Linked DNA regions of Homo sapiens: region 1 is linked to region 2. The links are chromatin loops, found by intact Hi-C in ENCODE. Cell type or tissue: Caco-2. All regions are shown on one strand. Links, peaks and the distances in the headings refer to the core of each region. The heading gives the core; the rest is flanking DNA.

What was found. Peaks named below come from ENCODE experiments on the same cell type or tissue, not always from the same donor. Only the 100,000 strongest peaks of a DNase experiment are listed, where the experiment ranks them.
Region 1: it touches region 2 in a loop (6-fold over the local background); 5 of 110 quality-filtered maps call a loop at or near these places.

Annotation. Positions count from the first base shown.
Region 1 is chr21:41,444,085-41,449,468 of GRCh38, reverse strand. MX1 (MX dynamin like GTPase 1) reads right to left here. Exons shown (of 17, transcript NM_002462.5): 12 at 3,899-4,021; 13 at 3,328-3,469; 14 at 174-332. Among named protein-coding and RNA genes, the nearest start is that of MX1, 21 kb to the right of the region's middle. In Caco-2, for the core only: no CTCF peak of the experiment used is centred there; a DNase peak (open chromatin) is centred at 2,688.
Region 2 is chr21:41,364,287-41,369,670 of GRCh38, reverse strand. All of the region lies in intron 1 of MX2 (MX dynamin like GTPase 2), which reads right to left. Among named protein-coding and RNA genes, the nearest start is that of MX2, 5.0 kb to the right of the region's middle. RefSeq lists enhancers at 1-195, 427-486, 196-884, 1,484-1,985, 2,037-2,136 and 1 more and silencers at 747-796, 5,061-5,110. In Caco-2, for the core only: no CTCF peak of the experiment used is centred there; a DNase peak (open chromatin) is centred at 2,780.

The DNA of each region.
Region 1 (5,384 bases), core at 1,590-4,089, 80 kb before region 2:
TGTCAGAATTGAATTGAATTGTTGAATACCAACTTGGCATCTGGAGAATGAGAGGTTTGCTCGTTGGTGTGGGATGCACCCCAGGAGGAAAGTGCTGAAGTTTGGTGCTGGCTTTGGTTCGAACCTTTCCTTTCTTTAGAAATCAATGCTCAGAGGTGAAACTGAGCACTCACCCGTCACGGTGTGTAGCATATCCACAGCCGGCTCTTCCAGTGCCTTGATTTGCTGTTTCACGATTGTCTCAAATGTCCTGTAATTCACAAAGCCTGGCAGCTCTCTACCACGATACTGATTTTCAAATTTCTGGATTTTTCTACTCAAAATTTTATGGCCTATAGCAGGAAAAAAAACCCTCTAAATTATTTTACAAAAATAATCTTGCACATTTTTCTAAACACAATACCATTCTAAATTTTCTGAAAATATAAATGGCAAGAAAAAGTGGTATCAAATCAAATCTAACTGGTAAACTAAAAATATCCAGGGATTACACACACACACACACACACACACACACACACACACACACACACACACAAAACCAGATCTGAAGATAATTTTCCTTAGTCATCTCAGGAAGGGGAGTGCAGAGCCAGGTACGATGCCAGGAACCCACATACGCAGAAACTTCGAGTAAGACCCTTTTTTTTCATTTGTTTGTTTGTGACAGAGTCTCGCTCTGTCACCCAGGCTGGAGTGCAGTGGCGTGATCTCAGCTCACTGCAAGCTCTGCCTCCCGGGTTCACGCCATTCTTCTGCCTCAGCCTCCCAAGTAGCTGGGACTACAGGTACCCGCCACCACGCCCGGCTAATTTTTTTGTATTTTTAGTAGAGACGGGGTTTCACCGTGTTAGCCAGGATGGTCTCAATTTCCTGACCTCATGATCCACCTGCCTCGGCCTCCCAAAGTGCTGGGATTACAGGCGTGAGCCACCGTGCCCGGCCAAGACCCCTTCTTAAAAACGTACTCGAGTATGAAGTTTTGTGAATCCAATTTTAGTTTTACCAAAGAAATTGTACCATAATACACTCCTTGCCCTCAACTGCATGCCCATTAGAAATGAGCATGAACACTTTCTGGAATTAACAATACATCACATATTCATGTGTCGAAAGTATTGCCATGTGTAGAAAGTGTTTACAAGTCAAATGGGATAACAGAGTAAACCAGGCACATCAACTTGTATGAATGTGATACAGTAGCACTGTTCACTGTGTAAGATGCTGCATTTTTCTTTAAACTTTTGGAATGATTTGTACTCCCAACAATCCACACTAGAGAGAGTTAGCCCCATCAGAAGTTCAGAGGGTTTGAGTTCCTTTTTGAGTGGTAATCTAGAACACTTTTTTTAGTCAGGAAATATTTTCCCATAAGGATTTTTCTAATTGAGATGTCATTTACATAGTATAACATTCACTCTGTTAAAAATATATGGTTCAGGCCAGGCACAGTGGCTCACGCCCGTAATCCCAACACTCTGGGAGGCTGAGGCCAGTGATCACCTGAGGTCAGGAGGTCGAGACCAGCCTGGCCAACATGGTGAAACCCCATCTCTACTAAAAATACAAAAATTAGACAGGTGCCTATAATCCCAGCTACTAGGGAGGTGGAGGCTGAAGCAGGAGAATCGCTTGAATCTGGGAGGCAGAGGGTGCAGTGAGCCGAGACTGAGCCACTGCACCCCAGCCTGGGCAACAGAGTGAGACCCTGTCTCCAAAGAAAAAGAAAAAAAAAAGTGTATGGGTGAGTGAATTTTAGTATATTCACAAAGTTGTGCGACCATCCCCAGACATAACTCCCAAACCCCACATCCATCACCCATCAGTGATAACTTCCCACTTTTCCCTCCCCAGCCCCTGGCAGCCACTATTCTGCTTTCTGCCTGCCTGGGTTTGCCTGTTCTAGCCATTTTCTATCAATGGAATCATAGACCGTGTGGCCTTTGTGGCTGGCTTCTTTCACTCAGCATGACATTTTCAAGGTTCATCCATGGGGTGCTGTGGACCAGCACTCTGTGCCTGTCTGTGGCTGGAAATATTCCAGGACTTGGTGTTACGGGCTGAGCTTGAGTTGTGACCTCTTCAAACTCCAATGTTGAAGTCCTAACCCTCAGAAACTCAGAATCTGACTGTGTTTGGAGACAGGCAAAGAGGTAATTAAATTGAAATCAGGTCACTAGGGTGGGCCCTCATCCCATCTGCCTAGTGTCCTTGTGGGAGGAGATGAGGACACACACACTGAGGGACAACCACATGAGGACCCAATGAGAAGAGGCCATCTGCAAGGCAAGGAGAGAGGCCTTAGAAGGAACCAGCTCCACCAACATCTTGATCTTGGACTTCCAGCCTCCAGAACTGTAAGAAAATAAATTTCTACTGTTTAAGCCCCCCCAAGTCTGTGGTACTTTGTTATGACAGCCAAAGCCAACCGCTACACACAGACACAAGCCAGTTGGTTTATCAATTCATCAGTGGATGGTCATTTGGGTTCAGTGATATAGAAGAGAGCAAACATGGCTTTAGTTGTCACTAGCTCCTTATCCTGACCATCCTCCCCAACTGCCCCACTCTTCTCTGTCTTAAGCCAACGTATCAGGTTTACCACGGTATTGACTCATTGCTATGGTCTACATGTTGGTGTCCCCTAAAAATTCCTATGTTGAAACTTAATCCCCAGTGTGATGGTATCAACAGAGGAGACCTTTAGGAAGGATTGGGTTATGAGCACTCTGCCCGCATAATGGCATTCCAGGCATATCTTGTTTTATTGCACTTCACTGATACCGTATTTTTTACAAATTGAAAGTCTGTGGCAATCCCATGTCAAGCAAATCAGCACCATTTTTTTCCAGTAGCACATGCTCACTTTTTGTTTCTGTACCAGCAATTTTTTAGCAATAAGGTGTTTTAAACTAAGGTACATACATATTTTTTAGGCCTAATGCTATTACATACTTAATAGACTGCAGTAGGGCATAAATGAACTGTTTATGCACCAGGAACCAAGAAGTTTATATGACTTGCATTATTGCAATATTCTTTTTGTCTGGAACTGAACCCACAATATCTCTGAGGTATGCCTGTGGTACCCCTGTAAAAAAGAGGTCCGAGGAAGCTTGTTCGTCCCTTATCCCATGAGAGGACACAGCTAGAAGGTGCCATCTTTGAAGCAGAGAACAAGCTCTCACCAGACACCAAATTTCCTGATTCCTTAAGAATAGATTTCTCACCTCCAGAACAATGAGCAATAAGTTTCTACTGTTTATAAATGACCCAGTCTCAGGTATTCGGTTGTAGCAGCCCAAAAGAAGGGACTAAGACACTCACCTTCTTGAAAATTGTTTTCAATTATTGTACTCCATTTGTGGAACTCGTGTCGGAGTCTGGTAAACAGCCGAATGTCTTCCTCCCCTACAGTTTCCTCTCCTTGCATGAGAGCAGTGATGTCCTGATTAAAGGCATTAACTTTCTGTCAAGAAGAAAAACATCAGTATAAGTGGATAGACTTCAAATCCAAGTGTCAAGGTCATTTGGAGGCCGTGCCTATGTGGAGGGTGGGGAGTCATTCTTTGCTTTCTTATGGGACACTGTGGATCAGGGGAAAGAAGAGGTTTTGGCACTAGAAAATCCTATCCCACCCCTTACTGCCTTAGGGATCTGGGTGATGCTCGTGACAGAGTAGGCACAACGCAGCCTGAGCATCCCTCGCTGCTGACTCCACCCCCACATCTGCACTCCCTGCCCTGCCTCCCTCAGCCCTGTCCACCCTTTGAGTGCTACGGGCCAGATGTCTTTGGATCAGCCTTGGGGGAGTGAAGAAGGAAGTGCATAAGGCCCAGGGTCCCTTTTTTGACCATGACATGTGCTTCTCCAGCTCCATGCAGCTGGCAACACTCACATCTATCAGGAAGAACATTTTTTCATTTTCGTCTTCCGGTATGTCGACACCATACTTTTGTAGCTCCTCTGTTATTCTCTGGTGAGTCTCCTTGATTTGATTTTCTAACAGGGGCAGAGATTTCTGAGGAAAATGGAGAGAAAATAATGGAAATGTGTAAAGATGAACAGAGAATGAAAAGGAGGTCCCGGGCCTCCCTCTGCAGAGGAGTTGTGTGGGCCATTTGACTTCCTGGCTTCCTCTAAAAGGAAGCTTTTCCAGACCCGGGGGAGGTGCAGGGGGGCACACACTGGGGGCACTGTTTTCTGCCCAGGTCTTCCCCCTTCCCCACTCCTGCGACAGCAGCCTCATGAGCAGCACTGTGGCACCCACTGTGCATGGGTCCTAGGCCCCGGCAGAGTGACCCGGGAGCAGTTCCTCTGTGGTCATATTAGGTAAACTCTCTGGAGGGAGACTGGAGAGATCCACTTGTCTAGTAGGTTCTGAAAAAGTGGCATTTGGAGCAATTTGAGATTCAACAACTTTTATGTTGCTTGCAATCAATAAAAAGTGATCAGAGACTTATGTTTTTAACAATACGGTTGACGCCATATGCTGGCTCACCCTTCCACGGCAAACATCTAAAAATGCCAGCTGACATGTGAAAGCTGCACCTTTAAATGTATCGGTGGACTCACAAGTTAGTGAGGGGTAGTCAGAGGCCAGCCCCAGTAACAGTGGCCAGGCAGGGGCTCAAGGAGAAGGCAGCAATGAAGCCCGGCTCAGCCACAAGGGCATCTGTCTAGGTAAGAAAATTCGAACGGGAACTTATGAACCTGACTTGGTGCAGAGGCAAAAAATCAATCCCCATGGGCTTGCTCGAGGTGGGGAATCTAATAAGGAAGCATCCTCTTTCTGCATACAGTGGGACCCCAGAGAGCTCTGCACTCATCATGGTCGGCTGGAAACAACCCTGTTATGCACCCGCATTCCTGGGGACCACGTGGAAGACCTTGCACTCTGGTGCTGAGTTGAAAATTTGAAAAAGGCCAGTCTGGTCAACATGGTGAAACCCTGTCTCTACTAAAAATACAAAAATTAGCCAGGCATGGTGGTGGGCACCTGTAATCCCAGCTACTCAGGAGGCTGAGGTAGGAGAATTGCTTGAACCCAGGAGGCAGAGGTTGCAGTGAGCTGAGATCACACCACTGCACTCCAGCCTGGGCAACAGAGTGAGACTCTGTCTCAAAAAAAAAAAAAAAAAAAAAAAAAAGAAAGAAAAGAAAAGAAAAGAAAATTTGAAAAAGGAAGACACTATATTCAGGCAGACTTTTAAAAAGAACCACAGAGAGCTTTTACAAAGCTTTTAGAAGTTAAAAAATATGTTCATTAGAATGACTAAGACATTATAATAGTGGTTGTCAATGAGAAAGGAAGAGTTAGTAGCTTGTGCATAAGATTTTAATTTTTATTTTGGCCCAGTAGATATAGTCTATCAGCATTCCCC
Region 2 (5,384 bases), core at 1,661-4,160:
CACCAGAGTCCCAGAGCAGCACCTCACTTCTCGGGAATACCCCTTCCAGAAACCCTGAGGCCAGCCCAGCACTCCCACCTGCTGGCCCAGCAGCTCTCAGCGGCTTTCCTCCCTTGGGACAGAGACTGCTTACACTGCCGGGCTCAAAAACCTGCCCCGTGCCCCGGCCAGCCTCATCCCCAGATGTCACCCTGTGATGACCTGGACTGCCCTCTCTGCAGTGGAATCTTCACTAGGACCCTCTGTCTCAGCGTTTCCTAATGAGCTCTTGCCCAGTCTTGCATCCTCCCCGCGCAGCCTCAGAGGGGCGGATCTTCCAGCAGAGCCAGCGGCTCCTGAGCTCAGCAGCCCCACCTGGGGTCCCTCCTCACTGGGAGGAAAGACCATGGTTGTGTGAATGGCCCCGCCGCCGCTCAGCCTTCAGCTCCTGTTCTCCAGCCTGGCTCCCAGAGGTCCAGGTCCACAGGCCTCCTGCACCCCCCTCCTCCCATGGGGGCTGAAAGCACTTCCTGTTTTCAGAACTAGCCCTGGGTTCGTAAAACGTTTTCTGATGTGAAATCCTTGAAACCAGAAGGGCTAGGCAGCAATTTTATGGGATCACTGAGAGATGAGTCCATCTAAAGTTGGCACAAACAGCTCCTAGCCCTACGGAGACTTTCTCAGGGGGTACAGGAGGGCTTGGCCAGGACCCAGCAGCTCGGTGGGCCTGGTGGCACCCACCCTAGCAAGTGAGATCTCAGGTGGCCTCACTCCACCCATCTGTCTGGGAGGGAGCCTGGGACTCTGAACCCCTAGCCACAATATCCTTCAAAGGCTGAGAGCTGGAGCCAGCTGCCCTTGGTGACGAAGTCAGGGGTCCAGGAACAAAACCGAGTGCTGATGGGAGGTGATAACTCAGCCTCAACTTCTTCCTCTCCATGGGAAGAAAGAACAAGGGAAAGGAGGGTTCCTTTTGTGAAGCCCAATATTCTTCATTTCATGTTCCTTTTAAAACATATTTAAAACTGTCGCCACCCTCACCCTCACCCTCATTTTCATGAAGGGCAGGTCTTGCTAAGCGTATCATGAGCTGATTAAGTTTGAGAGGACAGGAGCTGGGCACAGATTGCTCTGCAAAATAAAGGGGTGAAAAGTTGCAGGGGTGAACATGTGTGAAGGTCGGAGGCAGGAGTGAGCCGTGGGGTGACATGTAGGGGATGAGAATTCCCTCAGTCCCCCTCCCCATTGCAGTTTAGGGAGGATTTTCTGACACGGGCCTGTTGAGTAAGGAATGTAGGTTTCGGGTTGTCTGGTGTGTGCCTGGTGAACCATCTGTCTCCCCTGCACAATCTTCAGAAATGGCTACAGTGTGTCTGTGTGAGTGGACTGTCTCGGGAGCCTGTCGGCTGGCTGGGTGCCCCTGCAGGCTCACGGAGACGACACGGAAGAGCCGGGTGACACATGGACAGGTGGGACTTGGGCTATGCACAGAGGCAGGAGGGAATGAAAGTGGGGGGCTTAAGAGGCTTAGGGGTGCAGGCCTCTGCTTTCAGGAGCCGCTGCACTGTGGGTTCCTCTCCAGGGCTTGGTCCCCACGTGGGAGCTTCCGCAGCCCAGTATAAATGCAGAGCATGGGAGCTGTGGACCTTGACTTGAAGAGAAAGTGCAGGTCTTGAGAGAGGGGAACTGAAAAACCAAGAAGACAGCTGGTGAGAGAAGAGGAGAAAAGAGAAGACAAGGTGGCTGTCAGGGTGCAGCAGACAGCCAAGTTAAGAGTTAAGACAAAGATGAGGAACAGGGTGAGGTCAGAATCCAGGAGGGAGCTACTGAGGGCCAGGTCGGGGGTGACGGATCCAAGGAAGGACAGCAAGGCCTTGATAAGATGCAGTGGACCCAGAGGAGAGGTGAGGCCAGCTGGCTCTGTACTGCTGAGCCGCAGGATTTGGAGTTGCTGTCAACTTCGAGGCTGCTGTTAAACCAGGGGGCTGCCAAATATTTTCAAGCGGTGACCAGGCCAGGAGTCTGAAGACTAAGAAGCATGCATTCTGGATGAATTGAAAATCGGTAAGAAAATAGGAGGGGATCCTTTTTTCTTAGAGGATCAAGCTTGGAAAGTCCCTCCTTCTGACTGAGAAAAAAAAGGGATTTGGTTTATTGCAGCTCCCACACTAGCAGGCTGCTTTGCATCTTCCAGTTTTAGCCATTGCCGGGTTCTGCATCAGACACTTTCCTATAACATTACCATCTTATTCAGGTTTCCCCGTAGAATCATTCACTGAAAAACAGCCACTTAACATGGTCCTGCCTGCCTCCCAGGAGTGTCAAAAGAAAATGTGATCCCGTGGAAAAGGTCTCTGCTTTAAAAAAAAAAAAATTTCACTCAAGAACATATCCATGGATTTATTTAATCTCCTTAATATAAAGAAATTATGTTAAGATTATGTTAAGATTAGTCTCCTTAATATGCAGTCACAACAAATTACCTTGCAGAAGTCCAAGCTAGTCAAATTTACTCTCCCGGTGAATCCAGGAGCTCCCTCTTGTTCAAGAGTGAGAGAGACAATTGTCCTATCCTCCCTTAGCCTTGGCCGTGGGAGGCTGAGAGCCAAATGCTATGGTCAATCAGAGCGGCCCTTAGTTCTCACGTGATGTCATGTTCCTTGGTTCCTGTCCCCTGATTCTTGCTGGGTTTCATTCTTGTGTTACAGGTTTATGGTGGCGCTTTTTAAAACACCTCAGAGCAGAGTACGCAAGAGATAGTCTTTGTGGGTTGAGCGAGGAGTCCAGGGGGTGGGGGTTGCCATGTCAACAGTGAGTCACAGCTGGAGAGGCTCTGGAAGGGCAATGTTGGGACATATATATATCAGCATCCGGGTTTCTTGTGTAACAGGACAGGGTGCCGGGGTCAGACCAGGTTAGGAACCTAGAACTGGTTCCTGATAAGATAGAGGAAAACAAGGGACTCCACGCACAACACAGGGTGCCAGGGCTGAACAATATGGGGCGGAGGAAGACGGCTGGTCTTGTGCAGGGATCACTGAGGCTCTCCCAGGGAAGGGACTTCTCTTCTTCCCTTTCAATGGCAGGACCCAAAGCATCTGAGAAGGACCTCTGCCTGCCCTAGTAGCTGGGATTACAAGCATGCACCACCACGCCCAGCTAATCTTGTATTTTTAGTAGAGATGAGGTTTCTCCATGTTGGTCAGGCTGGTCTCCAACTCCTGACCTCAGGTGATCCACCCGACTTGGCCTCCCAAAGTGTTGGGATTACAGGCGTGAGCCACTGTGCCCGGCTAAACCTCTTTTCTTTGTAAGTTACTCAGTCTCAGGTTTACCTCTATCGTGACACAAATGGACTAGCACACCAGTCATAGATCAGCCCCGTGAGTGATATACAGGTGCAAAAAGGGAATTCATCAAATCTATAAGACTATGTTCCCCAAACTGTGCACCTGGGGTATTTCAGCAAACTCACAGGCCACTGTGGGATCTTTAAGATTTCCCAGTGATACACGAAGGCAGCTGTTGGACACCACCCAGCCTACTATTACTGAGTTGTTTGGACCTACCTAATTAGTAAATAGAACTGCCAGGAATTTATTTTGGGTGGCGGGCACCATAAATGAACTACGGAACCACTCAGGGAAGCCCAAATGGAGAAAGGTTGAGAATCTCTGCTCTAAGAGCAAAGGCCGGAGGACCGGCAGATGCTGAAGCAGTGTGAGGGTGCACACGTGTGAGAGGCAAGCGAGGGCGACTGAGACAAATCCAGGCTGAGTGAGGAGGCAGGAGTGGGCTTCTGCGTGTCTGTGTCCAAATGTCCCCTTTTGGGGAACACTTCTGCACTGCTGGTGGGAGTGCGAATTAGTTCAGCCATGTGGAAAGCAGTCTGGTGACTCCTCAAAGAACTTAAACAGGATTACCATTCGACCCAGCAATCCCATTACAGCGTATGTACCCAAAGGAATAGAAATCATTCTACCGCAAAGACACATGCAGACGAATGTTCATGGCAGCACCGTTACAATAGCAAAGACATAGAATCAACCTAAATGGCCATCAATGGTAGACTGGATAAAAAAGCGTGGTACATATACACTATGGAATACTATGCAACCATCAAAAAGAATGAGATCATGTCCTTTGCAGGAACATGGATGGAACTGGAGGCCATAATCCTAAGCAAACTAATCTAGTAACAGAAAACCAAATACCACATGTTCTCAATTATTAGTGGGAGCTAAACATTAAACACACATGGCCACAAAGAAGAGAACAAGAGACACCTGAGCCTACTCAAGGGTAGAGGGTGGGAGGAAGGAGAGGAGCAAAAAGCTATCCATTGGCTACTACGCTTATTACCCGAGTGATGAAATAATGTGTGCACTAAACTCCCATGACACAATCTACCCATGTAACAAACCTGCACATGGACCCCTGAACCTAAAATAGAAGTTAAACAAACAAACAAACAAACAAACAAACAAATTTTCCTGTTTTATAAGGATACCAGTCATATTGGATTAGGGCCCACCCTACTGGAAAACAACCTCGTCTTTAATTACATCTGCAAAGACCCTATTTCCAACTAAGGTCACATTCAGAGGTTCTGAGGTTAGGATTTGAACATATACATTTGAGGGGTGTGATGGTTAATACTGAGTGTCAACTTGATTGGGTTGAAGGATGCAAAGTACTGATCCTGGGTGTGTCTGTGAGGTGTTGCCAAAGGAGATTAACATTTGAGTCAGTGGCTTGGAAAGGCAGATCCACCTTCAGTCTAGGTGGGCACCATCTAATCAGCTGTCAGCAAAGCTAGAATATAAAGCAGGCTGAAAAATGTGAAAAGAGAGACTGGTTTAGCCTCCCAGCCTACAGCTTTCTCCTGTGCTGGATGCTTCCTGCCCTCGAACATTGGACTCCAAGTTCTTCAGGTTTTGGGACTCACACTGGCTCCCCTTGCTCCTCAGGCTGCAGATTGCTTATTGTGGACCTTGTGATCCTGTAAATTCATACTTAGTAAACTTCCATATATATGTATATATTTATTTTTTTATATTCCATTAGTTCTGTCCCTCTAGAGAACTCTGACTAATACAGGGAGCCTAGTTCAACCCATAACAGGTACGTAGTGACTGAAAGTAGTACAGCAAGAAAATCAGCCCAGGCCCCACCTCCTGCAGCGCTGCCCCGCCCCATCCCTGTCCCTGTCCACGCTTGAGGAGCCGGTGCCTGTCCCCGATGCCCAGGATGTGCTTAGTCCATCTTCCACCAGGGTCCTCAGGAGCCTGAGAGTGTGGTGAAAAGGGCAGCCTGGTCACTGTATTGATTTCTATTGAGGGCTGGAAAAAAACTCCAAAAGTGCAAAGGGGAGGGAGTTTCCCTACATATGCTTAAAGCCATAA